Linked DNA regions of Mus musculus: region 1 is linked to region 2. The links are chromatin loops, found by intact Hi-C in ENCODE. Cell type or tissue: heart. All regions are shown on one strand. Links, peaks and the distances in the headings refer to the core of each region. The heading gives the core; the rest is flanking DNA.

Region 1 (8,000 bases), core at 1-8,000, 260 kb before region 2:
GCTGTTGGGAGGGGGTTAGAAGACCCTTTCACAGGGTCACATATCAGATATGCTCTGTATCAGTTACATTGTGATTCATAACAAATGTGGTTACAAAGTAGCAACAAAGATAATATGGTTGAGGGGGCTGAGGGCTCACCACAATATGAGGAACTGCATTACAGCATTAGGAGGGCAAGCAATAATTAAGTCCCCATTCGCTGTTGCCAGTTCAGGAGGCCAAATCTGTGTTGTGACGTGGAACAAGTCTGATAGTCTCCTGCAAAGATACCCTTGTTGAAGGTATCCCTGAGATGACATCCAGTGGTCTTCTTCACTTCAGGTTGATTTGAGGCCGTCTCAAGATCTTATTCCTTTGGGAGCCTTTGGGCCCCATGCAGCTGTTCACCTAAGGTCCAGTATTTATCCTTTCTCACTTTCAGGTCCGAACCCGACATAGCAATGGGACCTCCAGCTTGGAGAGGCAAAGAGCCTCCCCCAGAATCACCCGAGGTCGGCAGGGCCGCCACCATGTGCAGGAGTACCCTGTGGAGTTTCCGGCTACCAGGGTTGGTCCCATCTCTGATCTCAAGATCTGCTTCATTCACTCCCCACAACACAACATCGTTGTATGTAGCGTGTACTTTCTTCACACGCTCCTGCTTTCCAGGGTCTGGCTTCTTACTTTCTGTTCTGAGTCGTCCTACTTGGAGCTACTTTGAGGAGACAAGAATTCCCGATTGCTCGGGTCTCTAGCCCATCTTGGAGTTGAGCCAAACCACTGGTGTCATTCACCCTTGACTTTTGTATATTTTCCTACTGTCTTGAGGCAAACCCAGCAGGGCCAGCACATTCTTCTGTTTCCAGATGGATCCTACCCTCTGAACACAGCTTCAGAGCCTCTGTCATTGAACATACACACATTCTGTCTCTGCTCTGCCTTGGGCTCAAATAAATGGCTGCCAGTTCATGTAACCGTGCCTTCTGGGATGCTGATTTCTTTCTCCATTCCTCCTCCTCTGAGAACCTGTTGGATACTATTAGTGTACCTCCTTCTGCTTTGCTTCACTGGGTCTCAATCTCATCCTCATGTCTTAGTCTCGGAGACGTCGAGCATCATCTTCAGCAAGCACGCCATGGTCATCCCCTGCCAGCGTCGACTTCATGGAAGAAGTGACACCTAAGAGCGTCAGTACCCCATCAGTTGACTTGAGCCAGGATGGAGATCAGGAGGGTATGGATACCACACAGGTGGATGCAGAGAGCAGAGATGGAGACAGCACAGAGTATCAGGTAAAGCCTGAGAAGGGATACTGGCCCATGTTTCCAGCACTTGGGAGGCAGAGGCAGGCGGATTTCTGAGTTCGGGGCCAGCCTGGTCTACAGAGTGAGTTCCAGGACAGCCAGGGCTACACAGAGAAACCCTATCTCGAAAAAAACCAAAAAAAAAGATTTCGTACAATGTACATTTAATGATTAAACAAGAGGCAGAGGCAAGCCTGCTGTGTGTAGGCAGCTCCATGTTAGCACTGTATAGTGAGATAGATCCTGCCTCAAGAACAGAAAAAAAACAAGTTGTGTAGCCAAGGATTGCCTCCAGATCCTTGATCTTCCAAATGCTGGGATTATATGCACATGCTATTGGAATTTCTGTTAATTTTAATAGGATTACAATCTAAGGACTTCATACTATGGCTTTTCTTTACTATGATCCCCACCTACCAACTTAGCATCTCAGTAGTTGCCATGGGGACATTTAAAAAAAATTTTTTTTTTAGATAATATTTGTGGCTTATATCAGTTAAGCAATAGTGTTACCATGCTGTATGTATTCAGGCACTGGAGTTATTTAACCAGTTGAGGTTGTTGTTATACATTGCCAGTTAATGCCTTTCTACTTAGACATATGCATTATAATACTTATACATTACAAGGTGTATCCATCTTGACAATGCCAAAATTTTGTGTTCCTTCAGAATACCCCCTGATGTAGCCTCATGTTGGTCTTTTTTTGGGTTGTAGATAAGTTATGGAGGAGGAGGCTGTTAGCCCAAGGACTATGTACTCAAGAGTGAGCACAGGCTGCTTGCTGCTTTCCTAACTTAGTTTTCGGGCTCACTGCTTAAGTTACTTCCCACCAAGCCTCATTTGAGTTTAATCCCTGGGGCACTGGAAGACAGGATAGACTTCCAGAGTGATGACCTGTCCTTGCCATTAAAAACCAGTTTATTTTTCCTGGGCATCGTTTTGAACTCAGGACCTCTGGAAGAGCAGTAAGAGCTCTTAAGGGCTGAACCATCTCTCCAGCTCCCTAGGCATCTTTTTTTTTTTAAAAATTTTTTATTAGATATTTTCTTCATTTACATCTCAAATGCTATTCCAAAAGTCCCCTATACCCTCCTCCCCGCACTGCTCCCCTACCCACCCACTCCCACTTCTTGGCCCTGGCGTTCCCCTGTACTGGGGCATACAAAGTTTGCAAGACCAAAGGGGCCTCTCTTCCCAATGATGGCGGACTAGGCCATCTTTTGCTACATATGCAGCTAGAGACATGAGCTCTGGGGGTACTGGTTAGTTCATATTGTTGTCCTAGACATCTTTTTGTATGGCCAAGATTTTTCTAGCCCTTGTTCAGTGGAGTTTTTCAGGGTTCACCTGACCTGGTGACTACAATTCTTTCTGTTTATTTCTCCAGGATGATAAAGAGTTTGGAATAGGTGACCTCGTGTGGGGAAAGATCAAGGGCTTCTCCTGGTGGCCTGCCATGGTGGTGTCCTGGAAAGCCACCTCCAAGCGACAGGCCATGCCCGGAATGCGCTGGGTACAGTGGTTTGGTGATGGCAAGTTTTCTGAGGTGAGCTAAGGGCAAGGAGGGTTTGGGGTTCTTCATACCTCAGGCCTGGCTTCTTCTCTGGAGGTGGCTCTAAGGTCGCCTTTCTGCCAGTGGCTGCAGTGAGCTTGGCTTTGGTACTTGAGTGAAGAAAATGACTTCTTGGATTGCGTGTCTTAGATGCTTGCTCTAGACTCTGAGCAGCTGCTTTGTTCTTAGAGACAGGGTCTCAGTGTCAACCTCTGGCTTAAACTCTTGAGTTCTGTCTCTGTCACCTGAATTCTGGAACTGAAGGTGTGTGCCTGTGACAAGTCTGCTGGAAAAGAAGGAGTTGATGGAGGATAGTGTAGTGGTTAAAAGAGGTGGCTGTCTGCTCTTACAGAGGATCTGAGTTACTGAGTTTACATCAGGCTGAGCATGACTGCACCAGAGTTCTAATGCTGTCCTATGGCCTCTGTAGGCATCTACACACAAACACACACACACACACACCTACACACACACACCCACCCACACACACACACACACCTACCCCTATAATCCCAGCAGAGTTAGGCCTTCTCTACTGTGTGAAGTCCAAGACAGTCATAGAGGCTGCATGAAAAGATAGTTTGAACTAGTATTAGCCATTTAAAAGGAATCTCTCTAATGAGGGTCTTCTGGCCATAAATTGAGTTGATTGTGTGCCTTTTAAGGGTTGTGGGTCTCACCCATCCACCTCACATGTGCTAGGCAAGTTCTACCATCCCAGCAGCAGCCCACATGTTAAGTGCATGTGCCAAGATCTGCTTCAAACATTTTCTTAATCAGTATGGGTGTTTTCCCTAGATGTAGTTTTATACAGCATGGGAGGCCAGAAGGGGGATTTCAGATTTTCAGATCCCCTGGATCTTGACTTAAGACTTAAGAGGCCATTATGAGCTACCATTTGGATGCTGGGAATCTTAACTCAAGTCCTGTATACAAGGAACCAGTGTGTTGTTAACCCCTAAAAATTGTCCAGCTGTCTGCATTTGAGCGGTGCTGGAAGAATGGACTTCCTGGAGGGTTTCCTAAGGAATGTCAGTGTTATGCCAATTCCTAGACGACAGAAAAGGGTTCCTGAGGTACAGCAAGTTGAGAGTTAAATGGCATTTAGAGGACTTTGTTCCATTTTAGGTTTTATTTCCTACGAATTTGTATCTATTCTGACTATTTTTCTGAAATACAGTGTATTCCTGTGGTAGGAATCAGGATATGAAGATTGATCTGAGATTACATACAGTTGTCTTACCAGCAGAGGGAGCAATAGGACTTGTTTCATGGGTCTATGCTACTCTCTGAAGCATTAGACTGCAGGGATATCGGCCATTGCTTTGATCCAGTGAGACATAACGTACTTGTTTCTAGACAGGATCAGATGGCTATATGGAGTAGCACGGGGATGATAGGATTATTAGGTACAACATGCTATGGCGCTGGCCAAAGGCCAAGATCTTCTCAAAGCCTACCTAACCCCCACTGTCTTCTACTTTATGGTGGGAGCCACATCACAGAGTTGAAGCTCCTAAACATAAGATGGAGCTGAACACAAAGGCAAGCACTGCGTCCAGGGACTCCCCATATTCATATGGCATGAGTCCCCCAATTTTATACTTGCATTCACTATGAATCCCATCCATGTCCGTATTGGCACAAATAATTTGCCTTAGTGATCAAGATGAGGAACACAATTGCTGTGGGTATTAAGAGCTCCAGAATACTTTGAAAGTGCACTGTGGGAACTCACGGAATCTGAGTCAACGGTTATTTATTACACACTCAGGAAGAGTAAGAACACGCAGAGAATCCATCGGGGAGGACGGTGTCAGGGCTGAGCCTCATGTGCCGTCCACTCTGCTCACCCACATGCTCACACCTGTGCAGGATGCTGAGGAAGCTCCACCTAGATCGTCTTTCTTTTCCACACTGGTGTTTCCAGCTGTGTAGTCTGTGCTGTGTGCTGTTTGGCCTTTGCTTTTTATTTCTCAGTGTTGGCTTCTGTAAGTTGTGCTGGAGTAGGCTCTGAGGGAACCACTTCACACCGAGTTTACGTGTGGGTCAATCACAGTCATATTTTTTCTCTCCTAGATCTCTGCTGACAAACTGGTGGCTCTGGGGCTGTTCAGCCAGCACTTTAATCTGGCTACCTTCAATAAGCTGGTTTCTTATAGGAAGGCCATGTACCACACTCTGGAGGTAATGTGAGTGTGGGTGATAACTAGGGTTTCAGCCAATAGGCAGGGAAGAAGAAACCTACTGAAGGAAAGCTAGTGATGCTACTGAGAGTAGCTTAGAGGCAGGGATACCAAGGAAGAAAATGGAGAAAAAGGGAGTCTACTTGGACTGGGTTTTCACATGTCTGATGGGGGTCACTTAGGAATTAATGCTGTCAACTAAGTAAGGCAGGATTACTGGCTTGTATGGTCACATTGTCATACTACTAGAAAGGGCCTTTTACAGACATTTGTAAATAATTATTTATCCCCATCTAACTCTGAAAGACATTAGTGTTTAGGGAAATGCAGGCCCCCAGCAGGGGGAATCCCTGGGTTTGCCCTGGCACATACCTCAATCGCCTGCTCCCTTGCCTGCTCCCTTGCATTTGTTCACGGACAGAGTTTGCCTTTATTTGTGTCTTGGCAGAAAGCCAGGGTTCGAGCTGGCAAGACCTTCTCCAGCAGTCCTGGAGAGTCACTGGAGGACCAGCTGAAGCCCATGCTGGAGTGGGCCCACGGTGGCTTCAAGCCTACTGGGATCGAGGGCCTCAAACCCAACAAGAAGCAACCAGGTGGGAATGAACCTATGCCTTTGTGGATGGTATAGCCCCAGCCACATGGCCACTCCCAGGGCATGCATTGGGTCAATTCAAGCAAGGCCTATTGTGCCCTGTGGAACCCAGGGCTGTTAAAAAGCTATTGAGACTTAGGGGCACTTACTTGAACTGTGGCTTCCTGGACACTTTGTCCCCATGGGCATGTGCAAGTGATCTTTTCTACATGTTCGTCCAAATCCATCCTTTGCCCTTGGGTTCCTGTTTCTCTTTAAAATAAATGGATTTGGTCACCTGCCATTTTGACAGGTAGCTTATCTCTCTCAATTAGACCCACGATTCAACATAATGAAATGAAAGATGTACGCCAACAGTCCCTTTATCTAATACAATGTTTTTGTTTTGTTTTCTTGCCAAAGTGGTTAATAAGTCGAAGGTGCGTCGTTCAGACAGTAGGAACTTAGAACCCAGGAGACGCGGTATTACCTTCCCATCTTTAAGTGGTTTTCTTTGCTCTATCTTGCAATTTTGTGGTATCTGCAGCACTCTCTGGAGAAGAAGCAAATCTCTCCTAGGCGGGTCTGAGTTACTCACCCTCACTCTTCACCCCACCCCCACCACTGACTTTCAGGCTAACCTTGGGTGCACATTCAAAGCCTTCTACACTCTCTGGATATTGCCTTCTCTCTTGTTTCTTAATATTAATGACACATATGAGCACTGGCAATTGTCACTTTGTCATCAAAGGTCCTTGAGAGTTTTGTTGTCTTTACATTTTTTTACATTCTTTTGAATGTTCATGCTAGGAGACATATAGAAATAAGACTCTGATTTATAGGAGTAAAACCTCTGATACTTGGGAGCCCTGGTATCTCAAGGGCCATGCTTTTGCTACGTGGCTTCAGTATGTAGCCCAGGATTGATTTAGGTATAAGAAAGTATCGTTACACCTATCTTCCTTAGGGGTTTTCCTTATAATTTTATTTTTCTGTCTGCCTGTGGTGTTGCACGCCTTTAATCTCAGCACTCAGAAAACAGGCCAGCCTGGTCAGCAGCATGAGTTCCAGGACAGCCATGACAACACAGAGAAACCTTGTCATGGGAAAATTATTGCCTTAGTTGGAGGAGTCAGATTTAGTGATTTGCAATATGAGCCAATATAAACTTGCTTTTAAAAGTGGGTTTTATTATAGCCGTATTTTGTAAACTTGTAGGCTTGGTAGCCTTGAGCTTCCTGTCTGTTTCCTGAAATGTTGTTAATAAAGGCATGAACCAGCACACTCAGCAAAAAAAGAAAAAAATCAATTTAATAATTTTCTAGTAAGGAAATAAACTGAAATTAAAAAAAACATTTAACCTTTCTAAGTTGCCACTTATGAAAATGAGAATATTTCAGTTTTTTAGTAATGTTTGGAGGTGTATATTGGCTAATAGACATTAATTAGCTAGCATGATTATTAAATGCATATTAACTAATACAATTCGCTAAAGTAGATGCCATTATTCAAATCCAGTTGAACCAGTCAGTAGCATCAGTTGACAATTTGGACCTGACTCTCAGTGAAATTCTGTCTCTTTTGGCATTTCAAATGCTTAGTAGCTCCATGCTCCTGTTGGTTATTGGAAGATGACACAGTTTTGGCCTCTGCTCTGGGCTCCCTACTTTGATTCTCTATGCCCATCATGGTCCCCTGCTAAAGATGCAGCTGGATCCCAGGCAACACATGGCCTTGTCCTGCTTTGTCTCTTAGACCCTTCAGACAAATCCCATCTGCTTCCCTTGCAGAGAACAAAAGTCGAAGACGCACAACCAATGACTCTGCTGCTTCTGAGTCCCCCCCACCCAAGCGCCTCAAGACAAATAGCTATGGCGGGAAGGACCGAGGGGAGGATGAGGAGAGCCGAGGTGATGTGGGGGAGATGCTGGAAGGTCTGGGGATGCATGGTGCAGAACTGGGAGCAGCAGGCCCTCAGGACCACTGCACTGTGGGGTACAGGGGAGCAAGGCTGAGGGCCAGGAGAGACTTCCCCACCTCATCTCACACCTGTCCCCCTTTCCTCAACAGAACGGATGGCTTCTGAAGTCACCAACAACAAGGGCAATCTGGAAGGTACTGTTGTCTCCCATCCCTCCTTTTGGGGCTGCCCCAGGCCTGCCTTACCCTGGTTTTGTCCTTCTGCATGGGTTTAATCCAGAGGCCTGGGCATTGACCTTGGTCTGTTCCCTGTGTATTAGTTCTTAAAATTTATAAGACATAGTAACATGACTTCCTTATTTTTTAAAAAAGATTTATTTATTATTATATGTAAGCACACTGTAGCTGTCTTCAGATGCACCAGAAGAGGGCAGTGTCAGCTGTCATTACTGATGGTTGTGAGCCACCATGTGATTGCTGGGAT
Region 2 (15,714 bases), core at 3,329-11,328:
TCCTGCAGACCCTGCTTTTGGCCCAGACCTGAGACCCAAGCTGTAGCCCTCAACACAGTTACTCCAGAATGATCTTTCTCTTGTCCCCGGGGTCCCACTCGGGACTTCCTGTCTCCCAGAAGCTCTGTGTCTGCTCTCAGCATGTAAGAGCCCCAGCTCAACCCTTGACTTGTGTGACCCAGGACCATGCTGGGACCTCAGTGTCCCCTGTGTCCCCTGTAACCACCTTCACATCTCCCTTTCCTGTGGGACACCCACTCACCTGCCCACACTCGTGACCAGCCTCACTCCAGCCCACAAAGAGCAAAGGTTCTGCCCAAGCTATATCACACAGATGAGGCAGGCATGGAAGCTTGTCTCTGACCACTGGACTACCCTCCCCTGGACCATTCTTTCTCTGTCTCCCTAGCACTGTCTTTATCCCAGGCCAAGCCTCAGCTCCTCCACTTTTGCTGGCTTAGTGTTAGCTCCAGGGACAGGGTGGGTGGGTGGGCTCTGTAAAGGCTTAAACAAAGGAATCACAAGTCAGGGCTTTGGGCTCCTTAAAATGTAGTGTCTCTTGATGCTCTGGGGACAGTAAGCTAAGGGTAACTGTGCCATCTTGGGGTGTGGCTCTGTGGGCATGTGCCCACATGGTCTCCAGGCAGGCCTGAGACAAACGACAGATACTGCTTATCCTTAGGCCACCTACTAATTCATTCATTCATTCATTCATTTGTTCATTCATTCATTCATTCATTGTTTATTGAGTCCCAATAAACAAGGTGTGGAATCAGACATGCTGCACATGTAAGTGACTCTCATCTATAAGTCGTTGGGTGTCCGGTGCACAGGCTGCCTGGTAGGCGTTTGTGGGCCTCTCTCTCATCTGGCAGTGGCATGAGATAGGGTGGGGCTGTCTTGACAAGGAAGGTAAAATCTTGGATGCCCCATGGTAAGGCGGGGCCAAGGCTTAAACACAGGTCCCCAAAGCTCCAGCCAACCTCACAAAAGGAAGAGACAGGAGGGAGGCAGAGCCCTGGTCCACCTTCATGTCTTCTTCACCCAGGCTGCTGCCCACGCCAATCTTTGGGCTCGTAGAACAGACACTGTGCAAGGTGCTGCCTGGACTGGTGAGTGTGGCCCCCACCAGGCTGCCAAGGGCAGTTAGCTGGCATCCCTAAAACATTGTGTGGGTGATAGTGGATTGCTACCCTGGGCTGAAGGAAGCAGTGTGGCCACGGGAGGGAAGAAAACACGTCAGGTAGACTCAAGGGAAGAAAACACGTCAGGTAGATTCAAGGAGGTCCATCGTGGGCTCTGGGGTTGAGTGTGTGTGAGGCAGGCAGATCTGACTCTGGGTGCTGCAAGCACTTTCAGCCAGAATTCTTGACCATCATTCTGGGTGGGATTGGAACTGCACTTTGAGGTCAGTGCTGTGCTATGGCTTCTGTGTAGTTTTCCTGCCTGGCTGCCCGGTGCAGCAGGATGTACCGGCTGGATGCCTGCATCTGGATGCCTCCTCCCAGTGCAATCCTGGGGCTTGGGGCAGCAGTCTTGCCTCAGCCCTGGCTTTTGTGTCTGCCAATAATTATGACCTTGGCAGGTGGCCCTTAGTCTCTGACCCCAACTGTAGACTGAAGTGCTGGGCTGAAGTTACCACACGGGGCTCAGTGAGTGCAGGGACAGGGTGTGTGGATTTTCTGGATGACAGAGAAGATAGGGTACCTGGGACTTCTGACCACAGTCTTCTGACTCTACACTGGGTAGCAGGATGGACAGCAGTCACCTTGGCCCTGCAATGTCTACTGTTCCTCCCTCGTGGTGCACTTTCTAAAGGGGCTCACGTAAGAGATGTGAGATTTGGTGTCTTCACACCATGCTTTACCTTTGAGCCTCAGCACCACACAGCCATTTTGGAGAGAGGCAGCTGTCTCCTGCCCCAAGCAGGGTGCACCCTCTCTCTCCAGTGGCCTCTGTCTCCTCCTTACAGCTGTGCCCTGTGGTAGACAGTGTGCTGAGTGTGGTGAATGAGCTCTTGGGAGCTACGCTGAGTAAGTTGGGGTCCTACCCCTCCTCTGTGTTCCCTCACCCTTGCCATTGAGCAGGTGGCCATGGAGGGAAGAGAGGGGAGTTTCTCTTCTTCCTCAGACTGTCCACTCCACTCTGGGGAGGCCTCCGGAGAACCCTTAGGGTGGAGATCTAGGAGAGGAACCAAGGGAGGATGTCTAGGGAGGAGCCCAGCTATCCCAGGGGTGGGGGAGGCCTCAGAGCATCCACATCTGAGATCTCCACCTGCCAGCTGCTGCAGACAGACACCTACTGAGCACTTGGGGCTGAAACAAGAGGTAAACATTCTCTGTGGAGATGAAAGTCACAAGCTCACAGGGCTTTAGCAAGACAGCCATGGCCTTGCCGCCCAGTGACTCTGTCTCTCTGCCTCGTGGAGACCTCTGTACTTACTCAGGGAAGTATGAGCAGAGGCAAGGCAGGATGGTGCTGTAGTCACCCCTCCATCAGGGAGGCCGGGAAAGAGGCAGGACAGGCATGGGTCAGCCATAGCAGCCCTAGAAACAGGAGCACAGGCTTTCCCAGTCTGTGTGCCTCCAGACTGTGGCCCTCCATCAGCGGGGTGAAATGGGGGTGACAGCAGAACCCAAATGAATTCTGGGTAAAGGGTAATTTGCAACAGGGGCTCAGTAAATGCCAGTGGTTACTGTCCCTGGGGGTACGGTTGAGGTTTTCCTGTCTGCCCTCTTTCCTGCAGGCCTGGTGCCCCTTGGGCCTCTGGGGTCTGTGGAGTTCACTCTGGCTACACTTCCCCTAATCTCCAACCAGTACATTGAGCTGGATATAAATGTGAGTGTTCCAGGACCAGGGCAGTGGGGTCCATGGGGGAGCCACAGAGGTGAATGGGGGATCCCGGACAAGGCCGAGCAGCCACACACCCACCCTTCTCTGTCTCTTGCCTGGTAGCCCATCGTGAAGAGCATAGCTGGAGATGTCATTGATTTCCCCAAGCCACGCATCCCAGTCAAGGTGCCCCCCAAAGAGGACCACACCTCCCAAGTGACTGTCCCACTCTATCTCTTCAGCACCGTGTTTGGGCTCCTGCAAACCAACGGTGCCCTTGACCTGGACATCACCCCTGAGATGGTGAGTGGTGGCGTATGGGGACGCTGGCTTGGGACATCTGCTCCAGGCTGTGGCAGGGCTGCTGCTGGGTTTCCTCATGTTGTCCCTCATAGCCTTGCTGAGTCTGTTCTCTGTAAGCAGGGGCTGGGCATGCTTAGAGCACACACCTTGCCGTCCACCCTGTTCTAGAGGAGAGTGCCAATAACCCTCCGTACCTGCATGGCACCCCTGAAGCCTTCTAACCTCAGCCTTCCAGAAAACCACGCCCAAAGCCAGAACCGACAGAGTCAGATATCCCTCCATCCAAGGAGGAAACGACTCACCAGATGAATCTGTCTTGAGTTTAAGCTATTTTATACTAAAGTAGGAATGGCTAACATCCTGTCTACTTTCTCAAGAGTAGATTTGAGCTGGAGAAAAGAAAGCCAGGCTTAGGCTTTGCTGAAGGTCACTTGTACTCTCATACTGGAGTTTCTGGGACCTCCTTGCTCTTGTGTTGGTCCCTCTTTGCCTCAATGGCTCAGAGGCTCCCCCCACCCCCAGTCTTATCCCTACCCAGAGCACTGAGCTCTGAGCTATTTGGAGGCCTCACATACAGCTTAGGCAAGAGGATTGGCCTCTCACCTTGTACAGGATGGGGAGGGGTCCCTAGGGGACAGAGGTAGCTTCAGAGAATTGAATGGGGCCCCAAGTTGGAGGTAGGGGTCTTTAGCTGGGGAGAAGGCAGAGTCTGAAGAAAGGAATGTGTCACTGAATGGCCTGTGGATGGGGCTGTAAGCATTGTGATGACTGCTCCTGGAGCTCTGGGGACAAAGTGTGGACAGATCTGTTCTGATAGGGTGGTTCATATGGGGCCACCATTGCTTAGCAACCTGGCAGGACCTTGGCAACTACAGTTTAGCTTCCAAGGGGGAAGGGACATGGGCCCAGTGAGACCACATTTCCTAACATTTTAGCCAGAGCTTGTAAACTTACATGAACCTACGATTTATAAAGACTGGAAGTGGTCGTATTTATAAGTGACCGCTGAGGTGACAGATAAGAGCACCTGGCTGCCTTTCTCAGTGTGGTCTGGCAGTAATGAGAGGACTCTGATACCAGACAGCTCAGCTACATATCCTGCTCATCCCGGGCCACCATTAGCCAAGGATGGAGCCAGGGCAGAGTCTTAGCATCACTTGTGTAAAGTGAGGGCATTCTTAATCTGGTCGCTGAGCTGCTGTGTAGGGTGTGTTAGGGAGGTGGGAAGAGTACCTGGTACAGGGTCAGGCTCCGGGAGTGTCCGTAGTGAGCAGAGGTGAGAGGGACACACTCCCCTGTCCTGCACCCATTTCCAGGGACGTCTTCCTTCTCCACTAACCTCTCATTTGCTCTCATACCCAGGTTCCCAGGAATGTCCCTCTGACAACTACTGACCTGGCAGCTTTGGCTCCTGAGGTGAGTGGGCCCTCTTAGGGGCTCCATCAGTGTAGCTCTTTCCTAGATTGACTCCAGAAACCTTCCCAGGCGATCTCTCCACATACCCATGATTAATGTTGAGCCCAGATATAAACTAAAGTGTGAGACACTAACACTTTATCCTTTTCTGATAGCACAACTGGCTTATAAAGGAAAGAAGCAGAGTGTCCCAGAAGCCACCTGGGTGCTGTGGTCACAGCAACTCCAGCAGACAGAGAACAGGAGAGTCTTCCCAGGCTACTGATTCACAGTGTGACCATTCTGAGTCTCCTAGTAACACCTACTCTTTGAAAAGTGATAGAAATCAGGAAAACACAGCCACATAGAGGACGGAGGCATGCTAGCATTTGAGGGCCACTGTGTCCCACGCCTGGATCCCCAAGTTACTGAATTATCAACACAGAGAATCATAAAGATCCATCCCGAGGGTCCCTCAGACCAGAAGATGTCCCCAGCTCTTGGTCTTCTCTGTCCTGGAGAGAGACAAAGGAGAGGGGTCATGGAGGTAGAGATAGTGGACATGATCCCAGGACTCAGCTTCCCAGTCATTCAGATGATACTGGACCCACCAGTATGCAGCTGGGAGAATTAGTAATGATTTGAAGTTGAAATGACTATTATTACATTATTATTACATAGAGTAGTGGGAGTGTCTGAGGGGGGTTGGACAGAGAAACAGAGGATACGGGTGGCCGAGGACAAGGTCCATGCATCCATTAAGGAAACGGTTTCAGGTAGCCTCAGGGAGCAAGGTGGGACTTGCTCCTTCTCTGGGCTGAAGGGAGGAGGAAGCTCAGGAGAGGAAGGGTCTGGGAGTGGACACTCAGGAGAACCTTTCAAAGGCAGGAGGAAAGTGCAAGATCAATTGGGTGGCAGAGATGACTGAGAAATCCCTCAGGACACAGCTACCAATGTTTGTTGTTTTATTTTTGACACGGAGCTGCACGTAGCCCAGGTCGTCCTTAAACTTGTTATTTAGCCAAGGATAGCCTTAACTCTTGATCTCTCTGTTTCTAGTTTCCAAGTGCTGGGATTTTAGCTGTGTGCCACCAGGCTCAGCTTGCTTGGGGAAGAGATTTTGCCTGTGTATGAAACAGAGTGTGATATGGTGGCCCCATGGGTTAGAGTCTTAACCGCTTTGATGGGCAGAGTGCCTGCTATTCTAGGCTACAACCTTGCTGCCAAGGGCCGTGCCTCTCAACTAGTAGATGCTCAGTGTGTTTGTGGACTGACTGATTCTGACACTGGCATCTAAGCTGTCTTCACACCCATGTTCTTTCCTGTCTCTCCCAGGCCCTGGGGAAACTGCCCCCTGCTCAGCACCTCCTGCTCTCGCTGCGGGTGACAAAATCGCCCATGGTCCTGCTGCAGAACAAGAAGGCCACAGTCTCCATCCCAGTCACCATCCATGTGCTGTCTTCTGTCCCTCAAGGAACTCCTGTAGCCCTTTTCCAGTTGAATGGGGTAAGTGGATGAGGGGTGGGCGGGGAGCCCTATGTTGCATAGCAAGACCCTCACATCATTGATGAACTAAGTCTATTGTTGACCCAGCTTCTTTCCAGCTCCTAACCCTTCTTTGGTCCAGTGGGCCCACTCTACGTCCTCAAGTCCTGAGAGTTGCTCCACAGTGACCTGCCTCTACTCAGCTGTCTCCTGGGGACCCTGCTTCATGACTCAGCATGGTGGTCCCAGCATGCCTTGTGCTCTGCCTGCCCTGGCTGTCTCTTCTGCTACCTTCCTAGGCTAGCTCAAGTGCCCCTGGGAAGCCTTTAGCTCCCTCGTGGATTAAACAGAAGGTTCCGGTCTGCAGTCCCAAACACCCATTAACTCTGCCACACAGTAGGACCAGAGCTGCCATGGGAGGAATGCTCAGAGGCTTTCCTGGCATCTGGGTGACTGCCTCTATTCTTGCAGAGTCAGGGAAAACATCTGCTCACTCTTCTCCTCAGGTTATGACTCTAAATGCCCACCTGGCTCCATCCTCTACCAAGCTGCACATATCTCTGTCCCTGGAACGGTAATGTGGGGTCCTAGGATGGTCTGTCCCTCCCTTTAGACACTAGAATCAGGGGCTGGATAAAATAAGGGCCACTTGGTGTTGGCAAGCATCTCTGATCTGGGTGCTTAGTAGATTTGTGTCACCTTAGGGAAGGGGACATGGTGGTCACTACAGATCAAGTAGCAGGGCCCAGAGTAGGTGACCATGACTAGCACTTCCACTGTTCCCTTTGCTCAGACACTGACTCTGGCAGTGAGCCTGCCCCAGGACACAGAGGCTATAACTTAGCCTGAGGCTGACCACAAGGACGCGATCCCAGAGTGCTGGACGATGTTTCCGCCCCATACGCACTTCTTCCATTGATTCCCTCATCTCTGTCTTATGCTAACTGAGCATCGAGAGATTCCAAACAGCCAAAATGAAGGTGGAAGACCATTCTGCCCCTATTTTTGCATACTACCCAACACAGCACTTCACAGTTTGTAAAGTTCACTGTAGCCCAGGCTCAGGCAATGGGCCCGTGACCCCAGCCTCCCTCTCCAGCTGGTGCTCTGGTTATGGTGAGGTCTGTCTGATCCCCATCCCAGTTGTAGAGAATTTCTCAGACGTCCTTGAGTCCTGACTGTCCTGAGCCACAGCACCCAGTATGCATCTCCCTGCTTTGGAACTTCCCTGTGGTTCCTTTTCTTGCCCTCTTCAACCAGGTCTGCTGCCTGCTCACCTCTGCCTCCTGGTGGCAGTTCATGACACAGCACTCCAGAAGTGAAGATAGAGGTCTAGGCTTGCCACGGACTGACTTGCATTGGGGTCACCTGGTGTACACTACCATTAGTGAGCACCTGCTGGATGCAGACTGGCCCATGTGCAGTGCTAGGCTAGGAAAAGGACACACACACAGACAGTTGGGCTACCCCTAGGAGGGCTCTGTGATGTCTCACAAGGGAAGTGAAGCCCTCTCAGTCTATTTCACAGGGAGGGAAATAGAGAGCCTGAGAGATGGCTGGAGAGAGATGAGCTAGGTTGGAGTCCTCTTGCCTGTTCCTGGAAAGCCATGACTAGGGTGGGCCAGGGTAAGTGGGGCCAGACAGCTCTCTGCAGGGAGTGAGGAACCACCAGGACCTCTTAACACTTCTCTTCTCTCTGGCAGGCTAAGTGTCCAGCTGGCCTCCTCCTTTCCCCAACCTTTTGATGTAAGTTCCTGGGAAGAAGGAGCTTGACAGGGGGTAGAGGATTTGGGTGGGGAGTGGGGGCAAGTCAGGGTCAAGGCTACCTCTGTGTGGGCCCAACCCCAGCAGAGCAGAGCAGAAAAGCAGAGGAAGTGTGCTAGTGTGTATGCTTGTGTGTGTGCGTGCACCTGTGAACCTGTGTGTGTGCTCGGGTGTGTGTGTATGTGTGTGTGCATGTGTGTTTAGGTGGATGTGTGCATGCGTGTGTATGTTTTTGTGTGTATATGCATGCATGCGTGTGTGTGTGTGTGTGTGTGTGTGTGTGTGTGTGTGTGTGTGTGTGAGCCACTAGACATCTTAGGAAAGTCAATCCCATGTTCTTACAAGGACTTGGATCCTCAGAATTGTAAACATCCAGAGGCTCACAAGGATCTGGATCTTCACACAAAATTCTGAGCCCTGAAAGTCTAGCATTCCAGAACCCGACAGAGCCTGAGGTTCATGCTTCTCACAGACTTCTTAGATTCTGAAATCTCGGACAGCTTTAGATTCCAGAACATTCTGAGGACTCCCAAACTGTTTATTCTAAGATCAGCCTTCACAGCATTCTACCAGAGCTGGGTACATTCCCTTCTCTCTTTCTCAGGCACACCTGTCCTAATCCACAGAATCTTCTAGAAGGGAATATCTTGCAAGGTCCCAGACTAAGGGTGAAGTCTGCATTAATCAGTCTCCTTTACTGTTGCTAGGCTACTGTTGCTGGGCTACACAGCCCAATCTGAGGGCCCCATTACCTAGCAGGAACAGTTCATTTAGGCTTGCAGGAGGCTTCTGGGCCTCTGGTTTCTCACGAAGCTCCCCACTCACTATTCCATCTGCTGTTGCAGGCATCCCGTCTGGAAGAATGGCTCAGTGATGTGGTCCGGGCTGCCTACATGCAGAGGCTCAACGGTACAGCTGAGCTGGAGTCCAATTTGCTCCTCGATCCCTTACTCGGATAAGAATACTGAGGCCAAAGAGCTGCCAGGATTTCCGTTAATGCAGCAATGACCAGCACCATCATGCTCTCCTCAGGACCCCCAGAGTTAACCTTCCCTGGATTCTGCTTAAGCTCCCACAGTCAAGTGGGAAATAGCTCTATCAACCAGAGATGGCACGGGATGCCTCTAGGTGGTGTGGCTAAAGGGGAGTCACAAACCTGATATAGAAAAGAGGGGTTTTGTCTTTTTTGGGGGGTATGATGGGGTAAGTAGGAATTTGCTAACAAGAAGCTGAATTCCCACAGGGAGAAGTGTCTGTCCGTCATCAGGGTCTGAGACACCCCAATCTTTGTTTTCAACCTTTTTTTTTTTTTTCCTTCACAGAGCACCTGGAGGTTGGAATTCCCCTGCCTAAGATTCTCAATGTCAACTTTGCCAATTCAGTGGTCGATATCATTGAGGTGAGCGTCCCCTGTGGATGTGTCCCCAGATGGCAGTTTAGCTGAGGCCCGAGAGACCTGTTTGACACCTCTGAGGAGCGTGCCCTGCCTCATCCTCTGACCCACCTCTGTGTCATGTCTACAAAGCTCAGAGAACCACAATCGTCAGAAACAGCAAATACGTCATGTATTTCAACCCTTTCCTTCCTCACCCGTGGCAGACATTGTCAATCAATCACAGAATTCTGTTGAATTAAGACATGTCTGACCTGAAGAAGGAACCTCAGATATACACACAGATTCATGGTTCTTTGGTTCATGGACAGCAAATACTTATTATCCCTCATTGTATGTCTATGGCAGGCATGACTAATGGATTGTGACAGCACCCCCTCTCTACATTATTATTATTATTATTATTATTATTATTATTAATTATTTTGCCACAAACCTTTTCAAATCAGTACACGTTTGAGTCTTTGGCTAGCTCTGGGGAGTGAGCACAACAGGGGTTTCTGTATTAATTTTTAAGGTAAGAGGATGAAGGTCAGGGAGTGTCAAGGTTGTTCAGTATGTTTTTGGTAAAAAATGACCTTTGACCTTAAGTCTGAGTCAGCAACCTGACCTGCACCGGACTCATCCACAGTCTCGTCCCTCATTTAACGCTAGGCCTCAGGCAGAGCAAGAGGCCAGGCGTGAGGTGAGGCAGCCATGAGGGGATCTGGTGCTTAGAGACCTAACTGCGAATTCCTGTTCTTGCAGAATGCAGTTGTGCTCACAGTGGCTCCGTGAGGCGGTATGGCTGCTGCTCTCCCTGTTCACTACAGAGTCCTATCTGTCTGCCCACTCTGCCTCAGTTTCCCTCCCAGTCTTAAGCCTGCATTGGTGACAGTATAAGTGCCCCTTGCCCACCCGGGCCCACCTTGCCCTCTGTTCCTGTGATCATGCCTGTTTTGGGGTGGGGATGGCTGGATAGCCACTGATCTGCTTCAGAAAGCACATAGCACCTTGGTTCAATCCCAGCTTTAATAAACTGATCCTTGGTCTTGTGCCTGCTGGCTGGTTTGTTCCCTGGCCACACAGGAGCGCTGCTGGCTTTGGCCTCCAATGATCTTCATTCTAAACAGGAGCTCTTATGAGGTAAGGGGACCTGGGGCTCAGTTATTGGAGTGCCGAGTCCCTGTTCCACCTGGCTGGCCTGGGCAGCCTCTGGTCCTTGTCCGGCCTCAGCCTCTCCATGTCGTCCATTACCCCCACCTTCTGTCAGGATCTCTGCCTCGGAGGTTTGGAACCCTTTCAGAAGGGCATACCAGCTGAAGTTTTGAGGGTTGGATAGGAGCAGTTCTGCAGGGAGAAAAGGAGCCAGAACTCTATGAAGCAAGTGTGAGTGAGACTCACCCTACCCCAGAGAGACACCTGTTGATTGAGAAGACAGATGTTCCTAGAACAAGAGAGCACTTCCAAATGCTCTTGACACACACAACGGTTCGTTTCATTCACCAATGTGACATCTCCCCAGGAGACGTGGTTGCTATGGACTGCACCGGAGGCAGGCATCACGGTGCTGGCAATGTGTCAGAGGAGATGCTCATCCACTGTCAGGAAGCAGAGGGAGAGTTCTCTTCTCCTCCTTCCTGTCCTGTTCCCTGGGCTTCCGGCTTACTGGATGGCACTGCTCACACTGTTGGGTCTCCCCTCTAGCTCATCACTCTAACAAATCCACAGTAGGCTTTACTATTCATTCTGGCATCACCCAGTGCCCATGGCCGGGAGCTGTCCAAGCTCCTACTCAGTGGTCCAGGCAGCTTTCCCTGCAGCAGCTAAAGGGGGCTCAGATGCCTGGCCTTGGGCTCTGTCTCAGTCCCATGTGTAACAGGGTGTCTAAGACTGGCTGGTTTACAGTGAACAGGAATTTACTGGCTCACCCTTCTGGAGAATGGGACATCCAAGATGGAGGGACTGGTGTGTATGCTGGGGTTCGTCCTGCTGTGCCATTCCATAATGCCAGGCAAAAGGTCAAAGACAATAAAGAGATGAAGAGGTAGAGATAGAGAGTGTGTGTATGTGGCACACAGAGAGAGTGAGTGTGTCTGTGTGTTTGTGAGAGAGGGGGAAGGTGGATGGGAAGGGAGAGAGAGAGAGAGAGAGAGAGAGAGAGAGAGAGAGAGAGAGAGAGAGAGAGAGAGGATATGAATCACTCCCACACTGGAATCCACTTCTTGCCTGCTGAAGTGGAATTCATCCATCCACAAAGCTGGAGCCCCCAAAAGCCTAACACCCCCACTGAGCCCCATCTCCTGACCCCATCACCCAGGGGACACATCCAGACCACAGCAGTTGCTTATCTGTGACACAGGGAGGTCGTGGTTCTCACCCAGGTCATCAGAGGACTAACATCCAGCCTGTGTCAGGTGCTGGGAAGGAGCCTGGCACGTGTGAGTGAGTAGCAGCCTGGCCAGGCCTTCACTTGGCTGCCTCTTCTTGGAACTTCCTTCTGAATTAGGCTGGAACCCCTGATCCCACCCTTGGGGCTCTTAGTGTCCCCCTCAAGACACCTGGCCTAATTCTCATACTTCACCGAGAGTTTTCCAAAGTCAGGGACAGAATCCGCTTACCACCCTATCATGCACTGAATTCCACAGTGCCCAGACTGGCTGGGGGTTTCCATGCTGCTGTGATTTAAGTGTGAAAAGTCCCCACAGGATTTGTGTGTTAAAGCTTGATCCCCTACTGCAGCATGTATGGGAAGGGATTGGGTCATGAAGGCACTGTCTTCAGTGGTTCGTCCATAGACGGGCTCATAGCTTAAAAGGACTTAGCAACTGGGCCTAGTTGGAGGCCAAGTTCTGAAGAGTATATCTTATCCCTGATCCCTTCCATTGCCCTTTCTGCCTTCTAGCCTCCACGGGGCGAGCCACGTTCCTTCTCCATGTTCTTCCGCTCTGACGTTCCATCATTCCACAGGCCTGAAAGATAAGGAGCTAATTGACTCTACAGACTGGGAACTCTGAGCTTAAAGAGCTGCTTCTTCTTTTATGGTTTTCATCAGGTGTTTTGCCAGAGTAATAGAAAACAGGCGCTACACATCCTGCTCTTACAACTCAGAAATGGAGGCTCCAAGAAGTGTCAGACAGCCCCTAAGTGGCAGAAGCAGGCAGTCTGGGACTCAAACAAGATCCTGTTGCCCCTAACCCCAAAGGCTGGCCTGTCCACTGTGCCACCGTGTCATGTGTCACCATGATGGTGTTGTCACACACTCACTAAGGGATAGGCTCAGTCTCATACAGTTTTGCATTCTTACAGTATCAACGTCCTGAATTCGCCCTGATTTCTAGTAATTGTACAGGAAACTGAGGCGTAGGGGACTTAATGACAAGCCAAGGCTACAACAGGCCAGGATTTGAGCTCAGTGTCTCTCCTCCAGACACAATGCCCAGTGTCTGAACTTCCACCCTTAGGATAGGGAATAGGATACAGTGTGAAGAGTGCCCCCTATTGGCACTCCCGGTGAACTGACCATTCATACAGGGGACAGTGCTGCAGGGAAGAGTTCACGGTGGAATTGCGGCTGTTTTCTGTCTCAACAGTGTGACTCAGCACCCAGGCACACCCTTGGCTCCCTGGATGGCTGGGTCACCTTCAGGGTGAGTCACCTCCTGGGAGATCTAGATGTTCTTCCGGCATGGATTCCTCACGGCCTGGCTCTAGACAAAGGGCCTTTTGGATACTAAGCCCAGGTGATTTTCCTGGCGCCTCTGCACTAATCCTTCCAGGATGGCCAAGGTGGCCTCAGGAGGCAGGCCAGCCTCAGAGCCACTGGGGCCGGGCTGACCTCAAAGTTAAGGCAGTAAGAGAACCTGGAGGATGGACAACAGCCACCCCCAGGCGGTCACCACGCTTGGCCCTCAGGAGGTCACATGGACTCCTGCTTCCTCAAGTAAGGAAAAGCATATTTGGACTCTTGGATTTTTACCTAAGATTAAATGGTAATAGGGACGTTTGCTTAGCAGCCTCTGGGTCACAAGTCATGGGTGCCAGGGAGTAGAAAGTCAGATTTTACAGAATGGAGGCCCATGGACACCATCTGCAAATGTCACCCTAAATCTCTCCATGACACAGAGGTGCAGAAGAAACACAGGGAAGGGCAGGTGTGGTCCAATGTGGTGCTCAGAGCAAGTGGGGTAGAAACCACTGTACACGGGGCTCTCACTGGGGGAGTCACGAGGGGCTGTGGTCTTCTGGGGATTCAGGCATGATCCAGACATTTCCTACCTAACCTGTTACTTTCTTCACTGTACAGAGCCAGACTGAGGCCAGGGAGGAGGAAGTCACCCTGGTCTCAAGGGTAAACCCAGCCCCAGAGCCCTCTGGCCCTCATAGGGTTTAGACAGCTCATCTGGGATTTCTTCTTCATGCCTTGGGTGGCTTTGTGGAACCCACAAGGACCCTAGATGATGCTGATGCTGACCCTAGAAGTGTGTTGTGTGCTAGGTCCCATACTCAGCTTCGTGGACCAGGATGGATTTGATCAGCGATTCACTTTAAGCAGGCAGAAAGCTGGCAGCAAGTCTGAGCCCACATGGTGCCCTTAATAACTCTATTAACATACCTGCTGTACGGGGAAACTGAGTCCCAAAGAGGAGCCTGACCAGGAAAACAGATGATGCTGTGCTGACACAAGCCAAGCTTGTCAGGATTCAAATATATGCCACCTGCCTTCAAAGCACCTTTACTGGTAGGGAAGGGCAGAAAGCATCTCTTGGGGAGGCTGGCAATGAAGGACCGAGGCTTGCCGGGGTAGGAGAGAGAACACCCTGGCTCTTTGAAGTAGTGAGTGGGAAGGCTGGGGCCTGGAGGAGGTGGTAAAAAACAGGTGTGAAAACTGGGCCTGGGCTGGGCTGGGTGCGGGCAGCAGAAGGCCTCAGTGAGTGCTCAGGCCAGTTGGGGCTCGGTCATCATTTGTGGTTACACTGGCAACTGCACTTATGCTGGGCTCTGAGCTGGTCACCCTCCTGATTTTCCTGGAGAATTCACATCTCAGATGGGTCCAGGGATGTCTGAGTGGTCCAGAGGGGGAGTAAAAGGCAGGTAGATGGCAGGACTGGCATGTGCAAAGGTCCAAAGGCAGGGGGCGTGACAAGGAGCAGGTGAGAGCATAAGGAGAAGACGGGGTGGGGGTGGAGTCTTGGGTGTCAAGGGAAGCCTGGGTAGAAGACTGGGCAACTGGTGCCTCTATGGGAATAGGGAGTGATGGGGGAAAGGAAGGTGGGAACTTTGAGTGAGGGAATGTTCTATAGTGTGGTGAGATGCAGGCTACACAAATACATAAAATCATCATAGGCTCGGGTTTTCACTGTGGAAATTTATATACAAAATCGTAGCCTGTGTGTGGAGGTGGGTAGTGTCACAGTCGGCTGTCAGCACAAAATCAGAGGTCCGAGGGCTCACTAGTGTCGTGTAGAAAGTCTTGGATTCAATCCACAGCATCACACAGACCAAGTATGGTGGTGACTGGCTGCAATCCCAGCGAGGTGAATGCAGGATGCTTAGGTTATCCTCTGCTACATGGTGAACTTGAGGCTCCATGGTTGGATTAAAAAATGTGACAGAGCAGGTACCATGCACGGAATGCAGATGTTGGTGAGGCTGACGAGAGCTGGCTGGTGTGTGGCACTCACTGGATGGTTCTCTCAGCTTTGCTGTACACGTGAATTCTTTCCCCTCATGATGAAACCCTTGAGTGGAGGGGTCTTCTGTAGCTCTAAAACATTCTACCTGTGAGCTGACCCACACGAGAGCAGTTAGAGCCATAGCTACCTCCCAGAGTCTCCGCTGTGAAGCGGGTATTACCCCCATTCGTCCTATAGAGACAGAATAGACTTGGAGAGAACAGGGTCACAGAGCAAAACTCAGTCCTGTGAGGTGGAGCAGGTCCAATCTACCCACCAGGGCACCTAGAATGGGAAATATCTGCCTTGAGGCGGGATTAGAAGCCAGATGTGCTCACCTGAAGGCCTGGGATCTCCAGGAACATAGCCAGGTCAGGGCGATAAAGCCCAGCTCATGTGACACCATCCGGAGCTGAACACACTTCTTGGAATTAGCCACAAACCACAAACTCTTGTGGTTTTGGGGCTCAGTGCTCAAGTTGTAGAGAAAATCTGAATTCCGGTCTTATAATTCTAGTCAGTCATAATTACCTGGCCCTTCCCAGTCCGGGTCCCCACTCAGACTGTGGCCACTTTATAAAGCTGATCTGTGACCAGACTCAGCCCACAGCAGAGGCCTGGGCAACAGACCTCTGAGGATTCACTTGCACACCCCCTCAAGGGTAAGGAGGAGTCCCATCCCTGTCACAGGCCCAGGCTGGTAGGGGAGGCTGAGAAATGAGAAACCCCACCCTGCAGGCTGTAGGGGAGCTCTGCCAGGAGTCAGGACCTCAGATAGCAATAGGCCCAAATCAGGACACACATATGTATGAAAAAGCTGTGCCCAGCTTTCCCAGGGGTGTGGGCCTTCCGGGATTTTTATTACCTCCGCGATGCTTTTCAGTTACT

The links. A loop is a pair of places that touch in the nucleus more often than their neighbours do. Peaks named below come from ENCODE experiments on the same cell type or tissue, not always from the same donor. Only the 100,000 strongest peaks of a DNase experiment are listed, where the experiment ranks them.
Region 1: it touches region 2 in a loop (4-fold over the local background); 17 of 42 quality-filtered maps call a loop at or near these places.

Annotation. Positions count from the first base shown.
Region 1 is chr2:153,664,830-153,672,829 of GRCm38, forward strand. Dnmt3b (DNA methyltransferase 3B) reads left to right here. Exons shown (of 23, transcript NM_001271744.1): 5 at 423-548; 6 at 1,078-1,272; 7 at 2,675-2,833; 8 at 4,919-5,026; 9 at 5,474-5,618; 10 at 6,020-6,079; 11 at 7,387-7,506; 12 at 7,667-7,711. Among named protein-coding and RNA genes, the nearest start is that of Dnmt3b, 19 kb to the left of the region's middle. In heart, for the core only: CTCF peaks have their summits at 4,074 (motif pointing right) and 7,933 (motif pointing right); no DNase peak of the experiment used is centred there.
Region 2 is chr2:153,922,789-153,938,502 of GRCm38, forward strand. It overlaps Bpifb3 (BPI fold containing family B, member 3), which reads left to right. Exons shown (of 16, transcript NM_001379473.1): 6 at 1,049-1,112; 7 at 1,973-2,033; 8 at 2,747-2,838; 9 at 2,956-3,135; 10 at 4,498-4,551; 11 at 5,866-6,036; 12 at 6,522-6,589; 13 at 7,719-7,761; 14 at 8,625-8,688; 15 at 9,102-9,178; 16 at 9,920-10,208. The coding sequence ends at 9,949. It also overlaps a transcript of Bpifb4 not described here. Among named protein-coding and RNA genes, the nearest start is that of Bpifb4, 10 kb to the right of the region's middle. In heart, for the core only: a CTCF peak has its summit at 7,309 (motif pointing left); no DNase peak of the experiment used is centred there; H3K27me3 peaks cover 697 bases.